Regions from separate parts of the Homo sapiens genome. Here region 2 is linked to region 1. A link is an interaction called in ENCODE POLR2A ChIA-PET data of the cell type or tissue named here. Cell type or tissue: GM12878. All regions are shown on one strand. Each heading gives the region's core, and the rest is flanking DNA. Links, peaks and the distances in the headings are about the cores only.

Region 1 (2,811 bases), core at 201-2,700:
TCTCACCATGACTCTTGGTACTGTGCATGTTGTGAAGCTGTGTGCTCTGGGTATTTCCACATTCTGGATTTTTCAAATCCTTTTGTTAATTTTTGACCATGGTGAGTTCAGGCGTTGTTATTATGTTGCTTATTATGAATACAGTGAGGATGACTAGGTGTAAATGAATGTAAGGTAACAGCTAGATCTGCCTGAGGTGGAGAGAGACTGGGTGTGTATTTTGGAAAAAAAATGGAGAAGTGAAACAGGCTGTTCAGGCTTCACATTCTGGCTGCATGGAAGCCAGCTCATTGCATTCTCCAGGAGTTCTCTGGGAGTCTGTGGACACAGACTCCACTTTTGTCTTAGGCCTGACTCGTACAAACATATTCTGTTGTTTGACAGGGGATGGAGAAACACTATAGAACAACTGGACACATTCATTTCATTGCCACATTCTTTATTCAAGTGTGACAGAGAGCAAAACAGTATAAAGGAGTTGAACTGACTACTGTATTTTAATTTCAAGTTCCTGTGAATTGGATTAGATTTTTGGGTACAGAAGCTAAGGTAATTTCCAAAAGGTTAGTGCCCATAAGACTGTCTATGTTCTCAGAGTTAGAAAAACCTGGGAAAAAAAAAAGCCTTACAGACCTCTGTTTCTACAACTTGCTGTGCAGAACTCTAACAGATAGGAGTGTTTATGCAGCTAGGTGACTGCTCTGGTCTGTGCAGTTTCACACCTGTGTATTTGATCAGATGTATATACCTGGAAATACATACATAATGTGGTTGGAAGTCAGATTAGAACTGCCTGAGGACTACCCATTGGTGAATGCAGAACATTCTTTGGAATGAGTGCTAGTATTCTTAAATAACATTTAAAAATAGTTGTTTGGGAGCAAACAGTTGCCACCCTCATAATCCACTTTAATTTGTGCCCAGTACTTGATTTTTATCACAGCAGTCCTGGAAAACCTAGCTTCATGAAGATATGATGTCATCGAAAGGAATGCAGTGCAATCTAATTAACTCCCCTCCAGTGGGGTGCCCTACAAATGTCAAGTATCTATGTTTCCCTCAGAAATTTAAAATAGCCCACCCTGCCCTTGTGAATTTGCCGTGATGCTTTGGGGCACCTCAGCATGCAGTTTGGGAACCTCAGGATTAGAAGTTGGTATTATTGGCTCTAGTTTATGGACTACAAGGTATAGTGGTGAGGAGAAAAGGCATCAAAGTCCGTTTTTAATTCTCCATCCCCCCTTCCAGTATCTGTAAGCTTTTCCCTTGGGCCCCTCATTTCCCCCAGAGCTTTGCAGTTTTGGGATGCTACCCTTTTAGTTGCTAAGCTGAGGGGAGGGACAGACAGGAAAGAGACTGCAGTTCAGGTTTCCTGTGCAAATCGTCCCTCCAGCTCCACTTTCCTTTGTGCTTTCTCTCCATTTTCTGCTGGGTGCAATTCCTTAGGAAGTGGGTCTGCTAGGGTAGCACAGGGATGTGGGTCATGGAATCTACAGCCTTTCAGGGACCCCTCGAGCCTCCGGACCCGGCCTGTCTGGAGAAGTCTCGAGAAGTGCCCGTGTGCTGTTCAGTTCTTTTCCAGTTCTCTGGTGGGAATCAGCTTTCTCATTGTTGGCTGCTGCTTTCCGCATTAGGTTTCATTGTCTCTTCACTCTGTCACTCCCGGACCATTTGCTTTCCACTTTCTAAATTTTGTTGCTGTCTTGCATCTACAGTTGTTCTTTCTTGGTGTCCTTTTTGGATTTGTACCTTACGTAGACCTTTTCTGTCACTGGGTGGGAGTGAAGATAACACATACTTGACCTGCCCTATTTAGTTAGACCTGGGGAAGTTTGTGGACTTCTGTTTATTGATCTATAAAACATGGATGATAGTGTCCAACTTGCAGGTAATTTTAAGGTGCTATATGCCAGGTACCTAGTAGATATTCAGTTAATAGTGGCTGCTAATATAATTACAGCCATAGCATTTATTATTTGAGCAAGCAAGGCAATAGCAATAGGTAGTGCGAAAAGTGGACATATTTCATGTGTGGCTGAATGAAGTGCGTAAGAGAAAAGAAAGAGATTTTCGAAATGGAGAAAATAATTAGCTCAGTTTTAGATATGTTGAATTTGAACTACCATCAGGGTACCAGATGAACATACTATACAAGGGGTTGCAAATTCTTGTCTGGCTCAGACATGCGGATGTAGACTTTAGGAATCACTGGTTTTTATAGCCCAGGGAGATACCATCTGGAAACAGGTAAGGGTTTCAGTCTCGTGAAATAGCTTCATGAAGAGCTTGTCAGGAAAGGGAGCTGTCTATGTTGAAGAAAGCTAAGGGGCCAAGGAGGAGAGAAAGCAGAACCTATTATCAGAGTGGTTTTATGGACAATTAGGAAACATTTTCAAGAGGATTACTGCCAGGCTGTTTGGACCTGATAGAAGCAGTAATGGGTGGTAAGTCCTGGCTCAGACTTGAAGGTCTCCCCTGTGCCTCTAGCTAGATGTGTGATCCTGTGTAAGACACTTTCCCAGTTAGACCTGTTTCCTTATTTGTTTTTAAAAAACACTTGAGGCCAGGCACGGTGGCTCACACCTGTAATCCTAGCACTTTGGGAGGCCAAGGAGGGAGGCTTGCTTGAGCCCAGGAGTTCAAGACCAGCCTGGGCAAGATGGTGAAACCTTGTCATTACAAAAAAAAAAAAAAAATTAAAAAAAAAATTAGCCAGTCTTGGTGGTATGCACCTGTAGTCCCAGCTACTCTGGAGGCTGAAATGGGAGGATCACTTGAGCCCGGGAGTTTGAGGCTGCAGTGAGCTATGAT
Region 2 (2,811 bases), core at 288-2,787, 820 kb before region 1:
AGTGGGAGCTGAACAGTGAGAACACATGGACACAGGGAGGGGAACAACACTCACTGAGGCCTGTAGGAGGAGGGTGGGGCAGGAGAGAGCATTAGGGTAAAAAGCTAATGCATGCTGGGCTTAATACCTAGGTGATGGGTTGATCTGTGCAGCAAACCACCATGGCACGTTTAACTATGTAACAAACCTGCACATCCTGCACATGTACCCCAGAACTTAAAAAAACAAGCAATAAAATAATTTTAAAAAAACAAAAGAAGTGATCGTGGACATGGAAAACTATTTACCAAGATGGTCAGTGCAGCCAGGCAAAAAAAAAAAAAAAAAAAAAATCATGTCCCATGTTGGGAAGGGGTGAATTAATTGTAGTAGACTCATTAAATGGAATATTATGTAATCATCAAATCATGTTTTTTAAAATAATACTGAATGACCTAAGAAAGCACTCATGGTATAATGTTAAATGAAAAAAGCAAGCTAGAAATGGATAAGTACCGTGTATTCCTCATGTTTTTACTGCACCTGCTAGGCAAATACTAGATGCTCACTAAATGTTGGATAATCTGTGATGATGGTTTACATAAACACATGTGTTGCATATTCTAATTTCATTCAACATCCCTACTTTATAACCATTTTACAGTTGGCAAATCAGAGGCTCATGAGGTCAAGTGATTTATGAAAGTCAGAGAGCTCTTACATGACAGAACAAGGACTTAAAACCAAATTTTTGTACTGACAAAGCCTTGGCTGTTACTAGAATGCTTCTCACCATGTGAAATAGATGCAGGGATGGGAAATTACTATTAGAAGGGACCATCTCCCAAAATGTCAATAGTGGTTCAGCAAATTTAAAAGTAAAAATATTATTCTGCTCTTAACCTATAGGAAATTTCTTTATGGCTAAAAAAAGGTTATTAAGTAATCAATTTATTAAATTAATACAATCTGATTATTTAAAAATTTGGAACGCTGTACTAAAATTAAAAATCATCATTACAGATTAACCAGCCAGTACCTCTGCACCCCAAGAATAAATAATGTATATCCCCGAAACTCACCGAAGTTTAGGGCTGGGGTTGGCAAACTATGGCCCATGGGCTATATCCCACCTGCTGTACAGCTCATGAGCTAAGGGGTTTTTTTTTAATTGTTGTTTTTAAAAGACTGAAAAATATCAGAGCAAAATTACTATTTTGTGACATATAAAAGTTACATTCAAGTTTCAGTGTTTACAAATGGTTTTATTGTTTGAGTATTTGTTTACTTATTGTTGATAAGTGCTTTTGCACTACGATGGCAAACTATTCAAGGAGTTGGGTAGTGTGACAGAGAACCTGATGGCCTGCAAAGATTAAACCATTTACTAACTGGCCCTTTACAGAAAAAGTACGTCAGGCCGGGGCTTATAGAAAACAAAGGGATAAGGTATAAGGTCAAATAGGTTTGAGAGCCCTATGGTCTTTGGTGACTGTTGTGATGCATAATAGCTGTTGAGTTCCTAATTTATGTAAGACAACTTTATATCCTTTTATTCTTTTAGTTTGAAAACTAAGTCTGTTGGGCTAAAATGATAGGAAGTAAATGATAACTCTCTCCTTTTTTTAAAAAAAAGCAAGTGGTTTACAACCTTGTACTTAAACGTTTTGGTGACATAATGAAACTGATATTCATGGTATTTGTACTTTACAGAGATTAAACTAAAATTAAAAATATTTCAAAATTCACAAATAGGGGATATTTGTTAATAAATCTATTTGGGAAATTCCTAGCAGAGGCTCAGTCTATAAAATGAATAGCATTTCAGCAACTTCCCTTATTCACAGTGCTTGGTTATTCTCTAGGGAGACATACACAACACATCTCTAGTTACCAAACAATTCAGTGTGATATAAACATGGCAAAAAGTCAATGAATTTGAGGGCAAGGTTTCCAGCAATCGCCCCGGCCATTGCTTACTTCTTCCATGCCCTTTCTAAGTTTTCTTCAGCCAGGCAGCCATCCCCTCTGGTTTCTCCCAGACCCCCGCTGCAGGCTCCCCGCCATCACAGAAAGCCCCTCGCTCACACGTCTTGGCTCAAGCAACTCTTTGTCTTAGAAATGCAGATCCCAACATTTCCTTTTAAACTCAGGCAACTTGGCTTTTTTCTGCTCTGTGATCTTGAAAGTCGCTTGGAGGAACAGCTGAGTGCATGGGGCTGTTGTCCTCTCAGGGCTAACATGTTGTAGCCCAGGGGGTGCCCAGGGGCCTTTCTGACTGGTTGGTTAGTTGGGTAAAAGAGTAGAGTCAGGAGAGCAGGAAATCCTTTCTTAACTCACTATAAAAATAAAAGCGTTCCCCAGGCCTCAAATAGTCTCATCTCAAGATAAATTTCCTTTTGCCAAGATTGCTGCTGAAAATAATCCATTGTAGCCAGATAATAGCTATGCAAAGAATATATAATAGACTGGCAGGGGCATGCCTACCGATTCAATACAGAAAGGTGAGGGTTTCATTTGCTGGGGTGTAGTGGGTGGGAGAATTCCTTATTGCAATCACACTCTACTTCTCCATCCAGAAAACTCTCCAACCCTCCTGGAGGACTCTCCATTTTCTCCTCTTTCTCCTCCTTGTGTACCTACCTAGACCATCTGCTCCCATATGTCCTGTCTGACTTCCTGTTCCAGTTACCTATCACTGCGTAAGAGATCACCTCAAAATGCAATGGCTTCAAACAACAACAATCATATACTGCTTTCTATCATGGGTCCAGGAGTTGACTGGACTCATTAGGCAGCTCTCCCACAGGGTCTCTCTTGGGGTGGCAGTCA

The links. ChIA-PET counts read pairs that join two places held together with the same protein. Peaks named below come from ENCODE experiments on the same cell type or tissue, not always from the same donor. Only the 100,000 strongest peaks of a DNase experiment are listed, where the experiment ranks them.
Region 2: POLR2A ChIA-PET joins it to region 1 with 13 read pairs; 1 of 35 experiments calls an interaction of 5 or more read pairs at or near these places.

Annotation. Positions count from the first base shown.
Region 1 is chrX:13,693,565-13,696,375 of GRCh38, forward strand. All of the region lies in intron 1 of RAB9A (RAB9A, member RAS oncogene family), which reads left to right. Among named protein-coding and RNA genes, the nearest start is that of RAB9A, 5.8 kb to the left of the region's middle. In GM12878, for the core only: no CTCF peak of the experiment used is centred there; no DNase peak of the experiment used is centred there; H3K4me3 peaks cover 2,500 bases; H3K27ac peaks cover 2,500 bases.
Region 2 is chrX:12,869,521-12,872,331 of GRCh38, forward strand. All of the region lies in intron 2 of TLR7 (toll like receptor 7), which reads left to right. Among named protein-coding and RNA genes, the nearest start is that of TLR7, 3.9 kb to the left of the region's middle. In GM12878, for the core only: no CTCF peak of the experiment used is centred there; no DNase peak of the experiment used is centred there; H3K4me3 peaks cover 2,350 bases; H3K27ac peaks cover 2,425 bases.